Linked DNA regions of Homo sapiens: region 2 is linked to region 1. The links are chromatin contacts, found by Hi-C or POLR2A ChIA-PET in ENCODE. All regions are on one chromosome and are shown on one strand. Each heading gives the region's core, a stretch centred on a gene start or an enhancer-like site at or near the end of the contact. The rest is flanking DNA. Distances are from core to core; before and after follow the strand shown.

Region 1 (5,563 bases), core at 1,058-3,557:
CATGAGGTCAAGGGGTCGAGACCAGCCTGGCCAACATGGTGAAACCCCGTCTCTATCAAAAATACAAAAATTAGTCGGGTGTGGTGGCGCGGGCCTGTAATCTCAGCTACTCGGGAGGCTGAGGCAGGAGAATCCCTTCAACCTGGGAGGTAGAGGTTGCAATGAGCCTAGACTGTGCCATTGTTCTCTAGCCTGGGTGACAGAGCAAGACTCTGTCTAAAAAAAAAAAAAAAAACCAAAAACATGGGGCATCTGAAGTTACGACTTCCAGATAATTTAGCAAAAGAGAAAGGTTTCAGAGTAGGAATTTAGCTATGATTTTTTTTAAATTAAATTTTTTAAAATGTGAAAGCACATATTGTGGTGTCTCTTAGCCCCAGAGCCAGAGGGCAATTAGACTCTAGTGTCCTCATTGTACCCTAAAGCAAAAGCTAAGCGTGCTCCTGGCAGGCACAGGCCGTAGCAGGGCCTACAGGCTGCCCCTTTCTTGGTAGTGCAGTGATCCTAGCCAGATCCAGACATATATACTTGGCCCACGGTGAGGGGCTGGCAGGGTTGTGGGAGAGGGTCTGTGTGGCACATGCTGAGTGGTGGATTGTTCTCAGAGTGAAGTGTGTTTTTCTTCTCCAGCACTGCCTCTCTGTAGAGACACGCCTGGCCAGCAGCAGAAGCTCCAGCATTCTTTGTTATCACCTCTCTGGACTAAGTGAGAAGTCCACCCGTCCTATCCCTCTTTACCTTCCAGTTGGGGTTGGGGCCAGCGACTGCTGCATACTGTGGGTGGCAGTTTTGAGATGCACCCACACGTTCTTCAGCACCCCTACCCCTGAGGGGTGAGGTCTGCCTCCTCCCCTGGGACCCAGGCTCATCTTCAGGACTGGCGGATCCACAGTGTCCAGCAGACAGTGTGTCTGCTGGGATGGTGTCTGACTCCTGAGGATGAGCCCTCAAAGGCACTGCAGCTTCTACACTGAGCGCTGCTGGGAGGTTCTTGCTGGAGCCCTGAGTGTTAATAACACCCAACAAGTCCTGCCACCTGTGGCCGCCATAATGCCAGGAAGCACAAAATATCCCATGGGGAGAGAGCACATGGGAAGGGTTGAGGCTGTATGATGAGATGCCTGGCCAGCCCCTGACAGCTCCTGTCACTGTCTGACTACACCGCAGAAAGCCCTAAGCCAGAGCCACCCAGCTGAGCCTTCCTGACACCAGGAGTGAGCATAAAATAACTGTGGTTGTTTTAAGACACTCAGTTTGGGACGATTTGTTACACAGCAGTAGACAATGAGGATACCTGATGCTCCCTGCTATTACCCTTCTCGCTCCAGACTGGGAAACCCCATGCTTCCTGGACAGCCCATGGATTCTTAGAGAGAGGGCCCAAGGGTTCTTCTCCTGCCATTTCCAGCTCTCGGCCCTCAACAAGGCTGCTTCAGATGACGAGGCACAAATCCCAAGCCTTATGCTTGCTTACTTACAAGTGCCTCTGCTAATTTACTTTTAATTCCTCCCTTTCTTTCAAAGGGCTTGCAGGTGCCTTGGCATGCTCCCACAAGGAGTTAAAATGAAATCAAGGACATTGGCAGACTTTAGTAGAAAAGTGGGGAAGAGAAATGAATATATCAGGAATCTAAGATAAAGTGGATGCTGGCATGGAGTTAATACTTAACTCTCATTTCTTGACAGCTAAGGGTTTTTTTTTTTTGAAGTGCCAGTTCTTTAAAAAAAAAAAAAGGTAGAGTAGTTCCTCCAGAGAGGCAAGTTATTTTCCTGGCATTTTTGCCCAGAAAAATAAAGTATTTAAATATACAGCATAGGAAATAACATAACATTTAATGTTTCCAACAAAATGTGTTTTCAGAGGAATAAAACTCTCACGTGGTAATTTTTCGTGTCGTTGCATAATAAAGTCCTTGGGCAAAATGTTTTGTCCTCCTCTGGGCACAGCCTATCTTTTGGCAGCTGGACAGAGCTCAGAAGACCCGGGAGACAGAATCTGCCTTGGCGGGCAGGTCCCTTGTGGACATCGGCAGCCCTTGCTGTGCTTTTAGCAGGAACAGGGTGATGTCTCACCAATGCCAGGGGCAGATATTCTGGGCCGTTGAATGAGGCCGGATCCACATGCTCTTGAGCTTTCCAGACAAAGCAAATGCTGACATTCTGTTCCACAAGTCCTGTCGGGAACTCTGGCTCCAGTGGAGAGCCAGGGGACCGTGAGGGCCAGTCAGCGCCTGCTTCTCCCTTAGAAGGTTTGTTGGGCTGGAATATCTGGACGGCACTCCATGGACTTCTCTGGAGCATGAGACAATCTGAATAGGCACAGGTGGTGCCTTGGATCTGTGCTGTGTGACTCAAGCTGCAGGCTGGAGGTTCTCCCTGGAGACAGCTCGGGCTGCTGTCCTGCTATAGGAACTGGCCAGGCCTCCCTCTGCAGGCACCAAGTAATGGCTTTGCGTTCTTGTTGGTCACGGCTAACATGTATTCATGCCACACAAAACACAGGCACGTGCGGTGCGTGGGTTTTTATGCCTTATCGCCTGTACCAAAAATAAATCTTCCTTGTCAGGCCTGACTCCAGAGCATGGGAGTGGGCACAGCGTCAGTCGTCTGGCACTGCCTCCCTTGTCATCCTGGGGTTGCCATCATGGAATGGAACTGCTCTCTGTCTGCTTTGTCTTACTCCTCCACTCCAGCGTGTACCCACAGAGAGGAATGGCACAGGGGACACACATTTCCCTGGATGTGGGACATCTGCAAGGGCTCTCTGTGTGTCCCTCCAGCAGGAGGGCTGTGTCCTGTTCTTTGGGGGAGCTGGGGATCTGGTGGGTATAAATGCTCCACCTCCGGCTTCCAGCATCCTAACAGAGGCTGCGCCCATTTGGGCAGAAGATTGGACCCGGGGCAGGGTCCGTGAGCACTGGGAGGCTCGCCAGTGGCTTGGCCCTGCGTAAACCTGGACAACTTGGACAAACTCTGGGGCAGGGTGGGGAGAGGCCCAGGAACTACCCTGGTGGAAATTCCCACCCATGTGGTGTGGGGGATCCGGCTCTTGATATGTAGGGAAATGACGAATGTGCAATTTTCTGCTCACCTGAGATCCACGCTGGCCATAAGAGCATTATTATTTTCTGACAGGACAATAAAAATGCGTGCTTTCTCTTACCATCTAGCTCTGTGCACTCCAGTTAAATCACACCTAGCTGGCTGCTGACTCAGCCTCTTGCAGAACGTCCAGACAGATGTTCCAACATTACCTGGTCACTCCTGCCTGGAGCTGCAGCCTCCCTGCTGGTTCCCATCCCCAGGGAGCCGGCCTGCTCTTCCTGCCCTGCCACCTGTGTTGCTCCAGGCTCAGCCCTCATCCTCGGGGAGCATCAAGGTCAGAGTCAGCAATGCTCTCACGTGGTTCTGAACAACATGCCCAGGCAGCTCCCAAGAGCAGCTCTGCCAGATTCTACCATTCCCATTCTCCTGTTGGTGACTATATGCCTTCTCTTTTTATAAAACTATTTCCTTCTCCTTTGTAGGCAGCTCACTCAGTTTCCTTATGGCTGAGTTGCCCCCTTGGTAAGTGAGATATCAGATGTAGGATGCCTAGAAGCCCCTCTACAAAGGACACTGATGACTATGATACTGATGATGTACAGCTTTCTAGAAGCATTGGTGGACCCTGCTATGCACTCTAGACTCCCTTCCAGGAAGACCTTGCTGCCCAGCTGCAGGGATGTGGTCAGCAGACAGCCCCCAGCTGGCCTTCCTCCAGGCTCAGGGTCACCTCAGCTTCCTCAGCCACTGCACCCATCCCAGGTGGCCACCTCCAGCACTGGGGTGCAGTCCAGGAGGCAGTCGCACAGGGCCGGCAGCTGCCTAACGGGCAAATCTTCAGTGGTATCCCTGACCTACAGCCCCCTCGGGGCCAGCCCAGGCTGGCAGGGAGCCTGTATCTTGCTGTCCTGTACCCTGCCCTGTGCTATGGATCCCAGGGTGCTCCTTCATCCAACCCTGCATGCCAGCTCTGTGAGAGTTGGCTAGGATGGGCACAGATGTCAAAGCTGGGGGGCCGGAGAGTTTACTTCCAGCTCCCTCTTTCAATAGGTGAGGCGCAGCATGGCTGACCTGCAGCTCAGCCCCAGCCTCTCTCTGCATATTCATTGGGACAGCAGACAGGAGGCCAGAGAGCCAGTGCTTCCGACAGAAGCCAGGGAGGCCTGTGGAAAACTGTATTTCCTTGTGGTTTATACAATGAGAACACTGGTGTAGAGTTCCAGGCCCCTCCACTCTGTAGGGCATTTTATTTCTTGGCTTCAGTGTCAGAGGACAGAATGACATTAGCCCCATTCAATATTTCTTTCATGCTCTCAAGGGAGGCTGCAGGGCTCCACCTGCCCATCCTGTATGTCTGTAATTTTTGCTCCTGGTTTATTACTTACCCACATGCGCAATGTAAACACGTGCCTACTGAGTGGCCAGGCCGGTCACAGCATCCACCTCCTGAAACCTGTCAGGAGGGGCAGGAGGGGCTCAGAGCCACTTGTGTCCTGGGAGCACAGGACTGGGAATCAGATGGGCTTAAAGTCTCCCCACTGACTTTTATCAGAGCCACATGACCTAGAGGGCTGTCTTAGTCCATTTCCCATTGCTTGTAACAGAATACCTGAAACTGGGTAATGTATAAAGAAAGGGAATTTCTTACAGTTCTGGAGGCTGGGAAGTCCAGGGTCAAGGGCGTGCCTCTGGGGAGGACCTCCTTGCTGGTGGGGACTGACGAACATGCTCAGCAAGGCATCACGTGGTAAGGGGGCTGAGCGTGCTTTCCTTTGCTCATAAAGCCACTGAGATAACCCTTTAATCTGTTAATCAATGAAGAGATTAATCTGTTCCTAAAGGCAGAACCCTCATGATCCAATCACTTCTGATAGGCCCCACCTGAGTCTCAATATTGCCACATTGGGGATTTAGTTTCAACACGAGCTTTGGAGGGAACATTCAAACCATACAAGGATATACACATTCCCGGTCCTCACACATAAACTGGGCGGGAGAGCCTCAGGAGCTGTAGTACTGCCCCCTCAAGTTTCCCTAAAAGCAGCTGCCTTTCTTAGAGCTCAAGGCTGAGGGCACAGCACCGCCCAACTAAAGCTCGGCTGCCCTATATTCTGACGGATCCTTATTGATAAGGCCTGGAAAAGAGATATCCAGGGGAAAAGAACCCAATAGGAAAGAAATTGTGATTCAGGGCCTGGAACAATTTTGAGACTGTCATCAAGCCAAATGCAGAAGGAAAAAACCCACAAAAACAAGGTAACTAAAAACAGGGTAAAATGATAAGCACCCTAAGAGAGTTGTAGTGCAAATATGAAACCAATAAAAAGATGTTATGAAATGAAGCCATGAGGAGCTATAAGACAGGAGGAATTAGTTCATCTTCATGCCGGGAATATTGTTCCTGGCCTGCAGGATGGGAGAATGGCTCTGCAGAGAAGGAAGCTCATTCCTAGGGTGGCTCTACTTGGGTCAGAATTGAACAATAGTTTATAGTTATAATAACGTGAATGTAATCCCG
Region 2 (5,563 bases), core at 827-3,326, 46 kb after region 1:
GGGAGAGGAAATTGCCTTGGAGCTGCCGGGAAGGCTGTAGGAGGGTGCTGGTGTCTCCTGGGGCCCTGCAGCCCCTCCCTGCAGTAATTTAGGGAAACAGGACATGTTGGTTCCCCACAATTCCTGGACCACAGCAAAGCTTTGTCCCTGGAAGTCCCCTCCTCATCCCACTCTCACTAAGCCTCCTCCCTTCAAAGGAAGAACAGCTTCTGTCTCTGAAGAAACCTTCAAAGGAGGGGGACAGAGCAGGGGCCCTTTCCATGGGGTGAGGGAGCTCGCAGCTCACCCCTGGGCCTGTCCCCATAGCTTCCGCAGACTGGGAGGGAGGAATGTGGCCCATCCTTCTAAGATATTGATGGGATGAATAGACCTTTTGAAAAGTCAGGGTGGAGAGTCTGGTCCTGGGGAGTTTTAATTACATCACCCTCGTTATCAGTCTTTGCCTTGACATGGAATTTTTTGTTGCAAGAAGGGAAGGAGGCAGTGCAGGGCCAGGTGGGGCTGCCCAAGGGTGTTGTGAGGCTCAGATAGTGCCTGGAGAGCCCTCCTGGCGCTTGGGACTGATGAGCTCACCACAAGAAGGGCCATGACCTCATGACTGCGGGACATTGTTTTTTTTTTGGCCTCTGGAATTGCCAAGATTAGCTACATGTATATATTATTTTCTTCAGGAACCATAGGCATTCCTGAGATAGGAGGATTCTGTACATTTGCAAACCTGTAGGGTTTGAGACTCACAGTGACAATCCCCAGCTTCTAGGGCTGTCATGAAAATGGCATGGGATGCTGACCCACATGGGGTGCTGTGCATGACACACTTTGCTGTTATCCACTAAAGCTCCCCTCTGCCTGCCCACTAATCAAAGGGGTTTAAAGGTTTGAAGCCTGGCTCATGTAAAAGCTGTGACTCAAACTTCAGGATTGGGTGTTAAAATGGAGGTTACTATGCGCCACTTCCTAACAATTCTAATACAGGACTCGTGTGTGTGTGTGTGTGTGTGTGTGTGTGTGTGTGGTGGAGAGGGTGTATAATGTGTGCTGTGTGTGGGGTATATAGCTTGTATGGTGCATATAATGTGCGTTTCTGTGTTTCTGTGGTGTGTGTGTAGTTTGTGTTGTGTGTATGTGTGTGTGGGTGTGTATACTGTGTGGGGTGTATAGTTTTTGTGGTGTGTGTAATGTGTGTAGTTGTGAGTGTGTGTTCGTAGTTTGTGCTGTGTGTATGTGTGTGTAGGGTGTATATTGTGTGTGGTGTATAGTGTGTGTATGTATGTGTGGTGTGTGTGTAATTTGTGCTGTATGTATGTGTGTGTGGGATGTATGTGTATATGTATGGTGTGTGTATGCGTGTGTGGAGTGTACTTGTGTGGGTTTGTGTGGTGTGTATGGTGTGTGTGTGGTATATGGTGTGGGGGGGCATGTGTAGGTGGCATACAGTGTGTGTGAGATGTACAGTGAGTCGTGTGTGTGTTGTGTGTAGGTGGGGTGTGTGCTGTGTGTGGTGTGTGTGGGTTTACAGTGTGCGTGGTCTGTATGTGTATGGTATGTGTATGATGTGTGTATGGTGTGTGTCTGGTATGTGAATGGGGTGTGTGCTGTGTGTGCTGCATGTGGGTTTACAGTGTGCGTGGTTTGTGTGTGTATGGTATGTGTATGATGTGTGTATGGTGCATGAATGGGGTGTGTGTGTGTGTGTGAGTGTGTATGCAGGGCAGGGAGGAGCCAGGAATCTTCATGATTCCCCAGTGGTTCTGCTGCAGATGTTGCAGAGATCATACTGCCTCCAAACCCTGGATCAGGGCTAGCCCAGGTATATTTTTATTTGCAGGTTGTATACTAAATACAGTTAAACAGTGGGGAGAACAAAACCAGCCTGGATAGTGTCTAAAAAAAATAAATCCCACGTACCATAGGATGTTAGATTTTAGTAAACTTCGTCCGTCCTGCTTCCTGCAGTCTCGTGAGAAGGCCGGGACACCAGGCTTCCAGCTTGAGTGTGTTTACCCAGCGAGCTGGGGGTGGTGGAGCGGCGGAGCTGGTGGCTCTGTCCCGCCTCTGTGGCTGGGGCCCAGTGTCAGTGGGCAGCATGCTTTCTGGCCTCCACCTGCCTTTCGGTCAACATTGGAACACGTGTCTCCTGCTGCTCTGTGGTGCGGCCTGTGGGCGGCGTGGGAGGTCCTAGGTGAGCTAAGTAGCGGCCAGTCTCGGTGCCCTTGGTGAGCTCTGCCCTCCGGTTGTGTCAATAACTCCATCTCTAGTTTGGCTCAAGAAATGTTTCTAGTTAATTTATAAAACAACGTGTCCCCCTTTGACTCTTGCAAGTAGCTGAATTCTGTTACCTAGCCAAATTATTTTAGTCTAAGAAAATTCCAGTTGTAGGTGCTTTAAAGATTTTGGTCTGTGGAAATTCATGGTATAATATTTGAGTGTGGTGCATGTGGGTCCTGGCTCAAGACCTTCATATGAGAGATGATCTTTTTCGTTATGATATATATATATATCCATCCAACTATCTATCTGTGTATGTGTCATATATACCATATTACCCAGTTGGAAATAAATAGAATAACCTGATCTTTCTCCCCACCCACATTTTCCTTTCATTTTCTCCTGAAGATGTCTTCTTCAAGTGTGAAGTACTTCTCAACAATCTCTCCAATCTTATGATTAACGCTTAGTAATAGAGCTCCCTTTTTAGCAGCCTGTGGTGTATTTGACCAACCTGATCTCTTCCCTAACATGGCTCTTGCCTTTTGGTGCCCACTCAGCTGCGTTACCTGCATTACCTGCATTACCTGGAGCATGTCCAGTTGCCCTGGTCCCAGAGGAGCTGTCCTGGCTTTTGCCTATTCTGTGTTGCTGAGGCTTCCTGCCCTCCGTGCCACCTTTTGCGTGGCTGCTTTCTTGCCAGCTCAGCACCTTCATAGCTGCATGCCACCCCGCCAGCTCCCTCTCTGGATCATCTCTCTCTATAAGGAGATTACAACTCTCAGGAAGGAACAGGTTTCCCCCTTCCCTCCTGCTGCCCCTAGTGCCTCTAGGTCTCACCCTAATGTGGATACGGCATCTCCAGCAGGCTGGGCAGGAGGCTGCTCAGCCCAGTGTTCTCTGTATGGATGGCAACCATACAGGACAAAGTGACAGAATGGTGCATTCATCTGAGAGCCCCAAGGGCCTGCTTGATCAACCATTCCTGTCACTTTCAAACTCCAGTTTACCAGTGGAAGCAGTCTAAATGCCATTGTGCACAACAGATAAAGGCAGGGCTGGTCTGGATGAAAGAGAGGCCGGTCTCAAGGTCCCCAGCTTGGGTGGTGGGCTCCTTTACATTCTCACAGCCCCCCGTAGCATCTCCTAGGCAGTTTCAGAAACCCCCCTGGGACTTGGGGACAATCAGGTGTGGAGTCTCAGGACTTTGTCTCTAATCATTCTACAAAAGAGCTCAGGATTTTTGTTTCCTTCTGGGGATTAAGGAAGCAACATTTGGATAAGATTTTAGTTGGAGAGGAAAGAACCCTTTAGTAAAAATATATTTTGTGTTCCCCCTTCCTCTTCTCAGTGCTTTCAGGGAAAGTTGAAAAGGAAGCAATAATTTTCTATTTTTGATGAGCAACTTTTACTGTGCAGGTGGAGGAAGGACTCTGCCCAGGAACTAGGCAAGTATGTAAACAAACTGTCCTGGGCTATAAATAATTCCTTTCCTGTCATGACTCAGGGGGGTTGCGGACAAGCCTCCTTGAACAATTCAGAGATTTACAAATCCCACTTTTGTTATAGAAACATTGCAAAAGTAGCTTGTAATTATTTATCCTCTTTTTAAAAAATTTAGCCTTTGGGAGAGAATGGGCCATGTTTTCTCTGATGGGGCATCCTCATCCACATCAGTCTGCTCTGGAACATTGTATGTCAGTCTGTTCTTGGAATCCAGATGTGGAGTGCATGGAAACCCGTCCAGCTGGGCAAGCCCAAGGTCATGGACACGCGGGGTCTAGCTTTTAGAGTCTGAATGCTCTGCCCTGACCCCCACACAGCACACACAGCTTGTTTACTGGCAGGTGTGACCAACAATAACAGGAAAAATGACCCTCTCTTCTGAAAATCACGATTATTAATGGGGAAAGGGTGTATTATGTGGCTGCAATGTGTACTTGCCTAGAAATTTTAAATTGAAGGAAGAATCATAGGAAAAATTCTTTTTCCCCTCCATGAATCAATTTTTGGGAATTCATTTTCCAGATAATTCTGCTGTCCTTGGGGCTTTTGGAACAAGGAGAGTATTTAGTGCTTTCCAAGGGCTTTTCTCTCCTCCCCTGGCTGTGGTCCACATTCTGTTCAGGTTCCCTTTCACTGGCTCTACACAGAGCAGAGGAGGCTTGGAGGTGGGCTCAGATGGGGCTGCGGGCCTCATACCAAGGACACTCCATGTCAGGAGCTGACCCTGGGGCAGAGACTGTCAGGTGGGCTTGGAAAAGAATGTCTGGCTGCAGAGGAGCTTTGTGAAGTTTCCTTCCGACACTTTGGTGGAGGTCGGGTCCTAATGGCCTGTGCGGGGATGCCCCTGGACCTGCGGTCTGTCTGGGTCTGAAGGTCATGGACAAGTTGAACCTACCGTCCTTGCCTCCTGGCCCCTTGCTGATGAAGTGAAGAGGGGAGGACCCCACAGTCTCTTCTATCACTCTCCCTTTTTCTTCCCTTCTTTCCTTCTTCCCTCTTCATTTCCTTCCTTCTCCTCCTCTTCCTCTTCTTTCTCATATCCAGACAAAGGTGCATGCACACAATGGGATGCCCAGTCTTGGGTGTCTCCACGGAACCAGGTCCAGAAGCAAATGCTGCAGACTATGTCATCCTGCTTGGGGACATGGAAAAAGACACCACACGGTCTGGCAAGACCACGGATAAAATCCAGGGGATTTGTGAACATATATGAGGAAAGATTCTATCTTGGTTTTCACTAACATCTAACTGCACTTCAGCATTTCCATCCCCTGTATTGATGGCACCTCTGACCTCTGGTAGAAGCACAGCTAATGTTCTTTCAGGGTGGTTGTTGCAAACGTCTTGATAGTTCATGTATGCTCAGCACTACTTCAATAGGGCAGTGTATAGATTACTGCTATTTAGTGTCTTAATGAAGAAGAACACACCAAAGTTTTAAGAAACATTTTTTATAGTGCAAGTTTACTGTACAGGCATACCTTGGACACATTGTGAGTTTGGTTCCAGACCACCGTGATAAAATGAATATTGCAATAGAGTGGGTCACATGGATTTTTTGGTTTTCTAGTGCGTATAAAAGTTACGTTTGCCGAGTGCAGTGGCTCACGTCTGTAATCCCAGCACTCCCAGAGGCTGAGGCGGGCGGATCACTTGAGGTCAGGAGTCCAAGACCAGCATGGCCAACATGGTGAAACCCCATCTCTACTAAAAATACAAAAATTAGCCAAGCATGGTGGCAGGCGCCTGCAATCCCAGCTGCTCGGGAGGCTGAGGCAGGAGAATCGCTTGAACCTGGGAGGTGGAAGTTGCAGTGAGCCGAGATCACACCATTGCACTCCAGCCTGGG

Evidence for each region. Hi-C counts contacts between places; a loop is a spot of excess contacts on that map. ChIA-PET counts read pairs that join two places held with the same protein, here RNA polymerase II (POLR2A). Pooled maps may share reads with other maps.
Region 2: a loop to region 1 is called in a map of left cardiac atrium, with 2.7 times the contacts of the local background. The contact joins two enhancer-like sites. A Hi-C loop is called at or near these places in 6 of 168 maps with a recorded cell type or tissue (CD8-positive, alpha-beta T cell, HAP-1, HL-60/S4 and 3 more), 6 of 37 single-sample maps with no recorded cell type and 10 of 50 pooled maps. POLR2A ChIA-PET finds 5 or more read pairs at or near these places in 13 of 52 experiments (CD4-positive, alpha-beta T cell, Caco-2, H1 and 8 more).

The regions. Positions count from the first base shown.
Region 1 is chr9:89,682,989-89,688,551 of GRCh38, forward strand. The region is part of intron 3 of LINC03062 (long intergenic non-protein coding RNA 3062); the gene reads left to right. Among named protein-coding and RNA genes, the nearest start is that of LINC03062, 46 kb to the left of the region's middle. RefSeq lists an enhancer at 2,756-3,327. Within about 2 kb of position 2,308, at least 13 of the 41 ENCODE cell types and tissues checked have a DNase peak (open chromatin) inside an H3K27ac peak, as active enhancers do.
Region 2 is chr9:89,728,800-89,734,362 of GRCh38, forward strand. No RefSeq gene overlaps it. Among named protein-coding and RNA genes, the nearest start is that of LINC03062, 92 kb to the left of the region's middle. Within about 2 kb of position 2,077, at least 4 of the 41 ENCODE cell types and tissues checked have a DNase peak (open chromatin) inside an H3K27ac peak, as active enhancers do.